Linked DNA regions of Homo sapiens: region 1 is linked to region 2. The links are chromatin contacts, found by Hi-C or POLR2A ChIA-PET in ENCODE. All regions are on one chromosome and are shown on one strand. The core of a region is the stretch at or near the end of the contact, and the rest is flanking DNA. Distances in the headings are between cores, read along the strand shown.

Region 1 (6,947 bases), core at 3,336-5,835, 140 kb after region 2:
GAGAAGACCGTCTTCGTGCTCTTCTATTTCGCGGTGGGGCTGCTGTCGGCGCTGCTCAGCGTAGCCGAGCTGGGCCACCTGCTCTGGAAGGGCCGCCCGCGCGCCGGGGAGCGTGACAACCGCTGCAACCGTGCACACGAAGAGGCGCAGAAGCTGCTCCCGCCGCCGCCGCCGCCACCTCCGCCACCGGCCCTGCCCTCCCGGCGCCCCGGCCCCGAGCCGTGCGCCCCGCCGGCCTATGCGCACCCGGCGCCGGCCAGCCTCCGCGAGTGCGGCAGCGGCCGCGGCAAGGCGTCACCGGCCACCGGCCGCCGAGATCTGGCCATCTAGGGGCGGGCACCGCCTCGCGCGGACTGGACGGCGAGGGCCGGACCCCGCCACCTCCGCCCGCACCGCAGAAGCCGGAAGCTGCTTCCACCAGAGCTGTCGCGGGACCTGCCCCGGCAGGAGACGCGTTGTGGGGACGGCCCGCGGGCGGCATCGCACTTGCCTCGTACTGCCTCCCAGTGGCTGCCGGCGGCACCTGGGGCAGGCCGGGCTGGGGGCGGAGAATGAACTCAGGCAGGTCCTGGATGCCACCACCCAGGTGGAAAGGAAGGAGACCAGGACCCTGAGAGAGAGTGGACCCGAGGGGGAGAACAGAGCGGAAGGTGGAGAGTGGTTGTTTTACTGGGGACAAAAACAACTGTGATGCCAGCATTCTCAGGCACTCTCTGTGTTCAGAGAGAGAGTGGTCCCCCTGTGGGCTCTCTGCGAGTGTGCATACACGGACACATAAGCACTGTGAGCTGTGTGCACGCGCACCTGTACACCCTGTGTGAGCGCTGTGCATGTGCGCGCATGTGTACACCCTGCGTGAGGCCCACTTGTGCACACAGACACACGTAACCCTCCCGGGTGAGCTGTGTGCACATGCACACAGAAACATATGCCCCTTGAGAGCTGTGTACTCACATCCCTGTGAGCTTTGTGTGAGTGCATTGTGCACACACGCACATGTCCATTCTGTGTGGGCTGCGTGTGCACACCTGTACACAGAAACATCCTTGTGCGCTATGTGTGCATGTGTACATCCGGCGTGACCTCTGTGTGTGCACGCGTGTGTGTGTGATCTCTGATATGCACTGCGGGGGTGGCCAGGATCCGATGCCAGCTGCAGCCACAATGGCTCCCTCCCTACCACCCTAACCCAGCCCACCTGCCAGGGCATCACAGGAGGTCTGTCCCCCCCTCCCAAGAGACCCCGCCCAGGGAGGGAAGAGGAGGAGAGGCTCCCTTTCCCCGGGCAGGCCTCAATCCTCGGGAGCCTATGAGCAACATCCTCACAGTACCCCTTGTGGCGAGGCGGGGGCTGGGCGCTTTCATGGAGGTGGGGTGGGGGTGGGCGGCGGGCCAGAGGGCAACCCAGACGTGTGTTATGCCTCCCTCCTCCATCTTCATCCTCCCCGCCGCTACTGCTCCCCCAGGCTATAAACGGGAAAGTCCCTTCTGTCCTCAGGAGAAAGCTCCCAAAACACACGCGCTCCCGGCCCTGCCTTCCCTTCCAACCACCCCCTTCTTCCTACTTGCGGGCATTCGAAGAGCTGCTGCCTATGCAGCGCATCCCCCTCCTGTGTCTCCCCTCCCGTCTGCCCTCCCCCTTCACCAGCCAGTGGGCTGCTCTCCATAAGATCACCCAGGACCTAAGCGAGAAATCCAGGGGCCGTCATCGGACTGCACCTTGCGGGCCTCACCGCATCCTGCCTACCAGGCTGTGCGTTCCCCGCCATCACCCCACCCTGTCCTTCTGAGTTCCTGGCGTCTTTCTCAGCTCTCCTGTGCCCCACACAGCAGTGGGAGGTGTTTCTGAATAGCGCCCCCCACTTAAACCCGGGACTGAGGGCAGCACCCCTGCCCTCAGGGTGAGTCAAGCGCCTTCACAAAGCTTCCTTCTGAAGCCCTGCCCCTGTCAGGCCTTCGACTCCACAGCACCGGCTTCCAGGTGTGCTCAGAACCATAGGGAATTTTCTCTTCTAACAAGCACCAGACCTGCTTGCTGCCAAGCGTTTGAACGTGCTGTTCCTTTGCCCAGAGTAGCCGCTGCTTCCTGCAGCCTTCTCCTCCCCTAGCTAATGCCCACCCACCTATTGTTGTCACTTGGGAAGAAAACAGACACCTTCAAGGAGAGGGCTCCCCTGGTAGCCCCCACCCCAAGACAGAGCTGGATGCCCCTCGCTTCCGTAGGGAAAGCACTTCTCCTGCAGGATGGCATTGCTCTCTCCCCTTCCATGGCACGTAGTATGTGCTCAGTAAATATGTGTTGGATGAGAAACTGAAGGTGTCCCCAGGCCTACACCACTGCCATGCCCGAACACTATCCATGCTATGGTGGGCACCATCTCTCTGATGACAGTTCTGTGTCCACAACCCAGACCCCTCCACACAAACCCAGATGGGGCTGTGCCGCTGTTTTCCAGATGTATTCATTCAACAAATATTTGTAGGGTACCTACTGTGTGTCAGAAGATGTTCAAGATCAGCATCATCCGATGGAAATAGCATATGAGCCATGTATGTAGTTTCAAGTTTTTCATTAGCCACATTAAAAAAGTAAAAGGAAACAAATGAAATTAATTTTAGTCACGTATTTTATTTAACCTAGCACACCCAAAGTATTTTCATCTTAATGCCTCATTGATATTAAAAAGTATTAAGGAGATAGTTTACATTCTTTTTTTCATACTAAGTCTTCCAAATCTGCACCCACCTAGCCAATTCTTTCCTCTAGAGATTTAGCAATGAGCCTCGGCTACAGCGGGAGACTCCGTCTCAAAATAAATAAAACTAAATTAAAAAGAGATTTAGCTGAGAGAGGCCACCTCTTCCAGGAAGGCTTCTGAGCCCTGCCCCAAGCGTGATTCAGTGCCTCTGCCCTGCACTCCCGTAGGCCTGTCAAGCCTGTTGCAGCTCTGCCCAGGTGGCATCCCGGTCACCTTCCTCTGGCTCAGTCTCTCTGCGGAGGATGGGCCCTGGCTCAGTGCAAAGCACATCAGCCCTGGAGGACCACACTCCACAGCAGTGGATCTCACATGGGGGTGATTTTGCCCCCCAGGGGGGCGTTTAGCAGTGTCTGGAGACATATTTGGTTGTTACAGCTGGGGTGGGAGAGAAGCACCACTAGGGTTTCATGGGCGGAAGGTTGGAGATGTTGCTTAGCATCCTGCAATGCACAGGACAGCCCCCACAACCTGGCTCAGATCTTCACATTGGTGCTGAAGCTGAGCAACTCTGCTCGACAGCAGTGAACTGTGGACCACTGAGGACAACCCCAAGACTAGAGGTTCCAAACAGCAAAGGCACTACCCCAAGGGGCATTTTGTAAATGTGGGGGCCACTGCTTTGTTTTCACAATGATGGGGGACCCCATTGGCATTTAGTGGGCAAGGGCTATGGACGTCAAGATATCCTCTTGAAATAAAAACCTGCTTGGCACAACTTTTTTGTTTTTATTTTTATTCTTTGAGACAGGGTCTCCATCTGTTGCCCAGACTAGAGTGCAGTGGTGTTATCACGGCTCACTGCAGCCTCAACCTCCAGGGATCCAGCAACTCTCCCACCTGAGCCCCCCCCCCAAGTAGCTGACACCACAGATGCACACTACAAGGCTAGGCTAATTTTTGTATTTTTTTTTGTAGAGGCAGGGTTTCACCATGTTGCCCAGGCTGGTCTTGAACTCCTGGACTCAAGTGATCCGTCAGCCTCTGCCTCCCAAAGTTCTGAGATTACAGGCTTGCGCCACTGCGCCCAGCCTCAGGCACAACTTTAGAATGTCCAACTGGACATTGGCATAAGTGAAAACCCTGGGCCCAAACCCTGTTTTACATGTAAAACATTAAGGGTTTTGAGGCCAGGCACGGTGGCTCACGCCTGTAATCCCAGCACTTTGGGAGGCCGAGGCGGGCGGATCATGAGGTCAGGAGATCGAGACCATCCTGGCCAACACAGTGAAACCCCGTCTCTACTAAAAATACAAAAATTAGCCGGGTGTGGCGACGTGTGCCAGTAGTCCCAGCTGCTGGGGAGGCTGAGGCAGGAGAATGGCAATGGCGTGAACCCGGGAGGCGGAGCTTGCAGTGAGCCGAGATTGCGCCACTGCCCTCCAGCCTGGGTGACACAGCAAGACTCTGTCTCAAAAAATAAAAGAAAAGAAAAGATAAAGAAAAAACCATTAAGGGTTTTGTTTGGGCTTTTTTTGCATTGTTTTATTATAGATCAAACATGCCGATTTTTATTCCAACATCCACCCATGCTCTTTAATGTTCCTGGGCTTCTTGTACAGAATGGCTTCCAACCTTCTTTTAAATCCAAATGTATTCATTCAAAAGAGGGGCAAGCATTAATCTATTGAAACACATAGCACTGCCCCTCAATTTATCCTTTATAATACGGTTGTGACAACATATTGATCTGTGAAATCACGTGTACAGGTACAGTATGTTAGATTTCATTTCAGACTCGTAAAGATGTTAGAAAATATTTACTGGAGGAAAAGCGCCTCGGTCCCCGCGGTTGCCTCCAGCCTAGGGCGGCCGGTGAGTCAAGCAAGGCGCTGCCGCCACCTGGTGGTTAATGTAGAAATGGCAGGCAGCCTCTAGCAGAAGGAACCCTTTGCCTTACTCCCTCCCGGCTAGGCCCCCACAGCTTCCATCCCAATCCTGTGTTCTTGTTAAGTTTCTTTCTTCTTTTTCTTTCTTTCTTTCCTTTCTTTCTTCTTTCTTTTTTCTTTTCTTTCTTTCTTTCTTTCCTTTCTGTCCTTTCTTTCCTTCCCTTTCTTTCTCTTTCGTCCTTTCCCTTTCCTTTCTCCTTTCTTTCCTTCCTTCCTTCTTTCTTTTTCTTTCTTTCTTTCTTATTTGAGACGGAGTCCTGCTCTGTCGCCCAGGCTGGAGTGCAATGGCACGATCTCGGCTCACTGCAAGCTCCAGCTCCCAGGTTCAAGCAATTCTCTTGCCTCAGCCTCCCTAATAGCTGGGATTACAGGCGCCCGCCACCACGCCCAGCTAACTTTTTTGTATTTTTAGTAGAGACGGGGTTTCACCATGTTGGCCAGGCTGGTTTTGAACTCCTGACCTCAAGTGATCCGCCCACCTCAGCCTCCCAAAGTGCTGGAATTACAGGCATGAGCCACTGCGCCAGGCCTCTTGTTAGGTTTCTATGAGTCCCTGACCCCAGCTCCTGTGCCATCTGTCATTCCTGCCGTGATGGTGAAGGCTTCCCAAGGACCAGAAATGTCTAGGGGTGGCTCCGGCTTCCTCCCTCAGACTGGGGGTTCCCTGAAGGTGGGGGCAGCTTTCCTCCTCTTCTCTCCCACTCCCAGACTGGGGCTCCTTGACATGGGCAGTGTGGATCCCCAGACTGAGGGCTTCCCAAGGGGCAGGACTTTCTCCTTCTCAGCATCTCCAAAGACCCCAGCACAAGGTAAGCCTCAGAAGGCAGCTTGGAAGGGTGCCCTGGCCAGCCCCTTGGCCCCAGTGCTCATTCCTGGCCATCACAGGCCCAGAGCACATGACGAAACCCATCCCAAGCCCCCAGACCAGACGCCAAGAGGAGGGGGTGGAGGCAGCAAGGCTGGAGGCATGTGTAGAATAAATAGAACTTTATTCTTTATCCAGTAGATCTCAGTGGAAAGCCCAACAGTAACAGGTGCACCCACGGGCTCCAGGGGAAGGGGCCCCAACCCCTGGTGAAGGAGGTCGGGGCAGAGCCAGCTCCCCCAGCTGGGGGTGCAGGGGTGAGGGGAGACCCCCCTGTAGGCCCGTCCTGCGGGGTAAGGAGGGGGCACGGGGGTGGGACAGGTTGGGGGTGGGGGGCAGGCCAGGGAAATGGAGGAACTCGGGCCAAGTGTGTGTCGGCCCATCTACTGTCCAGTGTGTGTGTGTTTGTGTGTGTGCGCACGCGCATGTGTGTGGTGTCTGGGGGCCCTATGGGGGTGCTGGTGGCTGAGGCCGGGGGTGGGGGCAGCTCGGGCCCCTGGCCAGCCCCTTCACAGTGGGGGCTGGGGAGCCTAGATGATGTGGGCCCTGACGGGAGGCAGCTCTGCCGAGGAGCCAGGTCTGGGAAAACTCTGTCCCGGGGCCCTTGCTCTGCCCTGCTCCATGCCTCATGGTGGGTGCAGGCAAGTGCCAAGGCCAGGAGCCTGTCCTTTCAGGGCTGCCCCACACCGTCCACACCCAGTGGTCAGGCAGAGGGAGAAAGGGGCTGGCGGCTTCTCCAGTGGGAGGGAGGGGAAGGCAGGCCTTGGAAAGTTAGTACTTCACAGTTTTAAAGAGAAAACTGAGGAGGAAAAGGCTGAGGAGGAGAACTGGGGGGCACAGGGACATGAAAGGAGAGTGGGGGCCCCTTCCGAGCCACTCCCTCCCCCGGACCCACCCCCTCCAGCTCTGGATCCAGCTCCCCCCAATACACAGCACAAATTCCTTCAGTATAAATGTGCTTAAAATGAAAATTCTTATTAAAAAAATCAAAACAAAAAAATTAAAATAAAAACAAAACCAGCGAGAATTAATACCTGGGGTTGGTATGGCAGGGTATGTACAGGGGGAACCCCCCGCCCCTGTCCCACCCCCTCTGTCACCAACCGAGGCAGGGGGGAGGTTGAGGTTCCCCAGCTGGGGAGCAATGGCTTGTGAGTTCTGAGGATGGGGGAGCCAAGTCCTGGCGTTTGCTGGTGATGAAGATGTGGTGAGCTGGGCAGAGGGGTGTCTTGATGAACACGAGGCCCCCAGGACCCATCCTGAGACCCAGGACCAGGGGCCTCACTCAGTTCCTGGCCTCGGCCTCTGACGTCAGCCCAGGCTGTGGGAGCAGGCAGTCCACTGAGGGCCCAGGCCTCTGTCCAAGGAGTCGCTGCCTCCTCCCTCCCCGTCCCCCAGGGAAGGTCCCCAGTACTGCCCGGGAGGGCAGGTGGGGGC
Region 2 (6,554 bases), core at 3,109-5,608:
ACTGCACTCCAGCCTGGGCAACAGAGTAAGACTCCATCTCAGAAAAAAATAAAAGAATCAGAAGCCGCTCAGGGTCTGTGGACTTCAAGAACCATCATCACAACTGATTCAGGAAGTTGTTTCAGCAACAAGCTCTTCATGCCCACAAAGCTGAACACTGGATGTTAGAAAACAGCTGCTAAAAAATATACCCAGTGTCCAGCTGGGCGTGGCGACTCAGGCCTGTAATCACAGCAACTCGGGAGGCTGAGGTGGGAGGATCAGTTGAGGCCAAGAGTTTGAGACCAACCTGGACAAAATAGTGAGACTTCCATCTCTACAAAAAAATTAAAAGCTTAGCTGGGTGTGGTGGCATGTGCCTATAGTCCCACCTACTCAGGAGGCTGAAGCAAGAGGATTGCTTGAGCCTGGGAGTTCAAGGCTGCAGTGAGCCATGATGGTACCACTGCACTTCAGCCTGAGAAACAAAGCAAGACCCTCTCTCAAAATAAAGAAAATAAAAGGGAGGCAAAGGGAGATTAGACAGACAGAAGAGGAGAAGGAGATGTGAAGACACAGACTGAGACTGGAGTGATGTGGCCACAAGCCCAGGAATTCCAGGACAGCCACCAGAAATTTGAAGAGGCAAGGAATGGATTCTCCCTTTCAATCCCTGAAAGGAGCATGGCTCTGTCCAATTTCAGGCTCCAGACTGTGACAGAATAAATGTTTGTTGTTTTAAAGCATCAGGTTTGTGGTAATTTGTTACGATAGTCTCGAGAAACTAATAAAACACATCTTAAAAAGTAAAAAGAAGCAGAGGAAATTAATTTTAATAATGTTTTTATTTAACCCAGTATCTATAAAACAGCATCATTTCCACACACAATCAATATAAAAAATTACTGAGCAAGCATGGTGGCTCACGCCTGTAATCCCAGCCCTTTGGGAGGCCGAGGTGGGAGTATAGCTTGAAGCCAGGAGTTTGAGACCAGCCTGGGCAACATAATGTTACTGCATTTCTAGAAAAAAAAAAAATTATTCAATTACTATTGAGATATTTCATATAATTTTTCATACTGAGTCTTTAAAATCTGAATTGTATTTTGCACCCACAGCACATCTTTGTTTAGACTAGCCACATTTCAGGCGCTCCGTATCCACACACGACTAACGCTGACAGAAGATGGCTCAGCTCCAGCCTTTTGTAGGCCTCTTGGTTGCACCAGGCTGAGATTTGGGGGCCTTTCTGTCTATGAGTCATACTCCCCCATGAACAGTGTGCTCCTTGCGGGCAGGAGCCTTGTCCCATTCATCTCTATATCCTAACATCTGAATGCAGGGGCACTCAATAAATTGTTGTTTTTTGTTTATTTGTTTGTTTGTTTGTTCTAGATGGAGTCTCACTCTGACACCCAGGCTGGAGTACAGTGGCGTAATCTCAGCTCACTGCAACCTCCACCTCCCAGGTTCAGGAGATTCTCCTGCCTCAGCCTCCCGAGTAGCTGGGATTACAGGTGCCCACCACCATGCCTGGCTAGTTTTTGTGGTTTTAGTAGAGACGGGATTTCACCATGTTGGCCAGGCTGGTCTCAAACTCCTGATCTCAGGCGATCTGCCCACCTCGGCAGTGTGCCCTCCCAAAGTGCTGGGATTACAGGCGTGAGCCACCACACCCAGCCAAATAAATGTATTTTGAATGAATGAGTAATGTGGGTTCTCTACAAGAAAAAAACTCAGTCAGAAATTACATTTCTTAGTTTCTTTTTTTTTTGAGATGGAGTCTTGCTCTGTCACCCAGGCTGGAGTGCAGCGGTGCGATCTCGGCTCACTGCAAGCTCTGCCTCCTGGGTTCACGCCATTCTCCTGCCTCAGCCTCCCGAGTAGCTGGGACTGCAGGCACCCGCCACCACGCCCGGCTCATTTTTTGTATTTTAATAGAGACGGGGTTTCACTGTGTTAGCCAGGATGATCTCGATCTCCTGACCTCGTGATCCACCCACCTCGGCCTCCCAAAGTGCTGGGATTACAGGCGTGAGCCACTGCACCCGGCCATTTCTTGGTTTCTTTAATTGATTTTCCCTCTCCCTTAGTGAGAGACATGCAGAATACATCAAAATATAGGCTGGACTTTTTTTTTTTAATCTACTTGGAATCCCTTCTTTCAGAAGAGTAGATGTAGGACAAGGTGCCCCCGTCAACTAGGGAAATAGTGTATTTTGAGGTTGAAAAGAAATGCTGTGAATAGGCTTATATCTAGCAAAGAATTGAATTAATAATTAATAACCTTCCAAAACAGAAAGCACCAGGACCAGACAGTTTTACTGGTGAAATCTACCAAACATTTGAGGAAGAAATAGGACCACTTCTCTACAACCTCTTTCAGAAGATAGAAGCAGAAGGAACACTTCCCAACTCATTTTATGAGGCCAGCATTGCTGAAACCAGAGATACAAAAGAAAACTAGACACCAATATCACTCATGAACATAGATGCAAAAATCCTCCACAAAATGTTAGCAAATTGAACCCAACAATGTATTAGAAGAATTATACAGACCCAGGCATAGTGGTACATGTCTGTAATCCCAGCTACTCCAAAGTCTGAAGTGGGAAGATCACTTGAGTCCGGGAGGTTGAGACCAGCCTGGGCAACATAGCAAGACCCCATCACAAAAAAAAAAAGAATTATATACCATGACCAGGGGGTTCATCCCAGGTATGCAAGGAGGGTTCAAAATTCAAAAGTAAATTAATGTAATCTATCACATCCATAGGCTAAAGAAAAAATGTCATATCTATAGATGTATAAAGAAATGCCACTCCATCCATCCCTTGATGATCACGGCAAAGGGCAGTGATGTGGTGTTGGGCAGGGTTTGTGAGGCAGCTGGGGCTGAAATCACTGTTCTGAGACCATCTTAAGCTAAAGGAAGCAGCTGGGTGTGAAACAAAAGAGCCAATCTGCCAAGAAAGACCATAACCCCCAGGTATGGGTCTGTAAGGCTGGAGGACCCCCTGGCCCTGAAGAACCACTGCAGAGGCTATCCATACCAGCCCCAGGGGAGATGGCCAGGGTTACCCCGGAGTTGCCACAGTCTCTGCCCAACACTTCGCCCTACTGTAACCTGCCCCTTCCACTCAAGAAACTCACGAGTCGCCCCTCCCACTCTCCCACAATCATGAGCCACAGCCTCATGGGGGAAGCCGCCATGTGCAGTGACATCCACTCCAGGGCAGGAGCACCACATTTTTCATCCAAAGACATAATTGCTCATCAAGCCATGTGCCAACAAGGCTGCATGGACACCTAGGGACACCTTTTATGTCACCATCAGGAAGGGGCACCTTATATAACTTTCCATAGCTTTGCTCACCGGCCTCCCATGCACTAGTTCACCATGCCTCAGTGAAACCCCAGGGCATCAAAAACTGTAAGGCCAGAAGCCCTTCCACTGGGCATAATGGGGGCATGGGGCAACCCACCCCTGAGATTAGCCTACTGGGATCACCATGAGTCCCTGGGCTGGAGACTTCGCCAGCTCCCTCACTTCAGACCGCTCCCAGACCAGGCTCTGCCATCAGCACCCTCCCCTCACCATGTCTGAACACCTCCTTACAACATTCTAGGACCCCTGCCCCTCTAGAACAGGGAGAGAGTTGGAACCATGGAGAAGGAGCTACCAGACCAGACTTCTGGGCTTCCTGATCTCACCCTCCAATGTCCTCCCCTCAGGGAACTTCCACCCTGGGGCACAGACCAGACGAGGGACAGAGATAGCCCATGAGTGAAGGAACAGCTATAAGCCCCTTCTCAAAGCCCTCCAGACACTTCAGCCTCCTTTCCTTGAGTTAGAGGCCCCATCCCAAGCTAGAGTCATTACTGTAAAAGGAGAGAAAGAAGAAAAGACAAGCTCGTGCCTAGCCTTACTTCCAGTGGGCCCTTACCCTGTGCCTGTCCCAGTGTGACCCAGCACAAAGGGGGACTGCAGAGGGTCTCCTGCCCACTGGCATCCTGCTTTGTCAAGGCCCTCACTCTCTGCCAGCTCTGCCAACCCATGGCCTCTGCCCCAGCCAGCACCTGAGGAGTGCCCACTGCACACCTTGATTCTAGCTATGCCCTGTCCAAGCAAGGACTCCCTGGCCATGTGGTGCCACGAGAAGCCCAAGCAGGAACTTGGGAGCCCCTCACACACACCCAGACCCAAAACCCACCACCCAGTGCTTCCCTTCCTGCTGCCTGTGCCAGCCCCACCTGAGCTCACTGGATCCAGCAGGGGTGGGGCCTACTGCTGTCAGGGCCACGTGCAGGGCCCGCCCGGAGGGGAGGAGAGAAGGCGGGCAAGCTGCTTTTAAGGCAGGTCTGGAGGTGAACTGGCGCCTCTCCTGACTCTTCACCTGGACTCTGAGTCGTCTTGGTCCCAGGAGCCAGTAGTGAAGGCAACAGTCTGCCCACCTGTGGACACCAGGTAGGTGCCTTTATTCTTTAAGAAGAGAGGAACACGGAGCACCTTTGCTGGCCCTGATTCATTTAAACATTTTTTTTTTTTTTTTTGAGATGGAGTCTTGCTCTGTCACCCAAGCTGGAGTGCAGTGGCGCGATCTCGGCTCACTGCCAACGTCTGCCTCCAGGGTTCAAGCGATTCTCCTGCCTCAGCCTCCCAAGTAACAGGGATTACAGATGTTTGCCACCATGCCCGGCTAATTTTCTTATGTTTAGTAGAGACGCGGTTTCACCATGTTGGCCAGGCTGGTCTCAAACTCCTGACCTCAGGTGATCCTCCCACCTTAGCCTCCCAAAGTGCTGGAATTACAGGCGTGAGCCCAGCCTCATTTAACCTTTTGTCTTCAGCTTCTCCATTTCTCAGGGCTCAGAGTGAAGGTGGGGAGAAATGGGGTGGAGGATGTGGATGAGACAGAGATGGTCTCAGGATCACAGACCGCGGAGTTCAGCAGTTCAAGGGAACTAAACCTGTGCCCCTCGGCAAATAGATGAGAGAGCTGAGGGCCACAGAGAAGAGGCTTGCCTGAGGTCATGGAAAGGGACTGGACACAGAACCCAGGCCTCTCGCCTCCCAGCGCTCTGGGAGCCCTCTGGGCACTTCAGAGGTAGACAGGACTGGGAGATGGGGCGGCTGGCCTTCACTGGTCCTATGGGTCCCTGCCTGAGGTCCACGTCCTGCGTCACCGGGTCTGGGTGGGAGGGATGGGAAGATCGGGAGCCAGTTTTCAAAAATAGGGGGTGCAGTGGAGATTGGGCTAATGAGGCAAAGTGCTTTGGGGGAGACTCAGGCTTTACCCTTGCCCCACCCTCTCCCTTCACTGACCTGGGCTCATTGGGAGAGAGTAAGTCAGGAGAAGAGGTTGGCAATGACACGGAAGAGGGGATTTGCCAAGGCACCAGGACTCCCCAGAGTCCTTGGGAACAAAGAAAGAGATCTGAGTCAGAATCAGAAGTGGGAGCGGGTAGGGGGCACCTACAAATAGAGCAGAGGTGGCTGGAGCCCTCCTTGCCCCCGCCCCGTGCCTCCCAACCACACAGAGCCCCGGGCCCAGGGACTCTCCCCACCACTTACAGCAAGAAAGAGCAAGTTAGAGGAGTGTGCGGGGCCGCGAAGGGGGCAGCATTCAGGAATACAGGAGTAAGATGGAGCCCTGCCTTGGTACATCCAAGGGCGACGCAGAGCCTTAAAAGTGAGGGGAGGCTGAAGAGGAGCGTAGGGGCTGCCTGCCCTTTGCTCAGCTCCAGGTCTGTCCCTCTTGGTTCCAGAATCCCAGAAGGGGCAGCGGTGGACAGGGTTCTTAAATATGTGAAGCAGCAGCAGAGGCTAAAAGTGTGGGACCGTGGAGCAAGACCACCTGGGTTTAAACCCCAATTCACAGTTGGGGTTGTATGACCTTGGGCAAATTCCTCAACCTCTCCAGCCCTGCAGCAATAGCACCCTCCTCAGAGAGCTGTTGAGAAAATGCAAGGTGTTCAGTGTCTGTTATTATCACATCCCCATCACACAGATGGGACAACTGAGGTCTGCCCAGAGAGGAAAGGACGCTTGCCCAGCGTGGCACAAAAGCTGTGTCCAAATTAGTAAGCAGGTATACTGGGTCCTGGTTGCGAGGGGACACCCAGCCCTCCTTGAGCTCTGCAAAGTCAGCAGCCCCAGCCTCCTCTGCAGGACACAGCCAGAAAACCCTGCAGGGAGCGCCCAGATCCTGTCCCAACAAACCCAGTCCACTTGGAGCCTGTGTGGAAAAAGCCGTGGTTCCGGCTCTGTGTCCTCAGCTGTCCCGGGAGGGCGGGAGCGCAGAGGCCGGCTCCCTTCCACTTCCATTTATAGAAAGCTTCCCGTGCCCGGGATGCCCCGCCCCCTGCAGGACCTGGCCAAGGAAAAGTCTGGCATCAGACCTACCGGAGCCACGGGCGTTGGGGGAGGCAGGAGAGGGGAAGGGGCCCTGGCTTTTCTCATGAAACCTGTGCGACCTTCAGCCAATCATGCCCCCTCTCTAGATCCCAGGTGTCCCTCTGCACTTGAATTCCATGTGGCATTGTAGCAGGACGAGCCGCAGACAAAACTCCTC

Evidence for each region. Hi-C counts contacts between places; a loop is a spot of excess contacts on that map. ChIA-PET counts read pairs that join two places held with the same protein, here RNA polymerase II (POLR2A). Pooled maps may share reads with other maps.
Region 1: a pooled map shows a loop between it and region 2 (2.1-fold over the local background). The contact joins the enhancer-like site here to the promoter of TNS4 in region 2. A Hi-C loop is called at or near these places in 1 of 168 maps with a recorded cell type or tissue (right lobe of liver) and 7 of 50 pooled maps. POLR2A ChIA-PET finds 5 or more read pairs at or near these places in 6 of 52 experiments (A549, BJ, CD4-positive, alpha-beta memory T cell and 2 more).

Annotation. Positions count from the first base shown.
Region 1 is chr17:40,356,314-40,363,260 of GRCh38, reverse strand. RARA (retinoic acid receptor alpha) reads right to left here. Exons shown (of 9, transcript NM_000964.4): 9 at 5,618-6,947. GJD3 (gap junction protein delta 3) reads left to right here. Exons shown (of 1, transcript NM_152219.4): 1 at 1-2,609. The coding sequence ends at 330. GJD3-AS1 (GJD3 antisense RNA 1) reads right to left here and starts at 416. Exons shown (of 1, transcript NR_186704.1): 1 at 1-416. RefSeq lists silencers at 73-182, 213-292, 413-482 and an enhancer at 310-604. Within about 2 kb of position 4,585, at least 6 of the 41 ENCODE cell types and tissues checked have a DNase peak (open chromatin) inside an H3K27ac peak, as active enhancers do.
Region 2 is chr17:40,499,427-40,505,980 of GRCh38, reverse strand. It overlaps TNS4 (tensin 4), which reads left to right and starts at 4,358. Exons shown (of 13, transcript NM_032865.6): 1 at 4,358-4,447. RefSeq lists an enhancer at 5,945-6,554.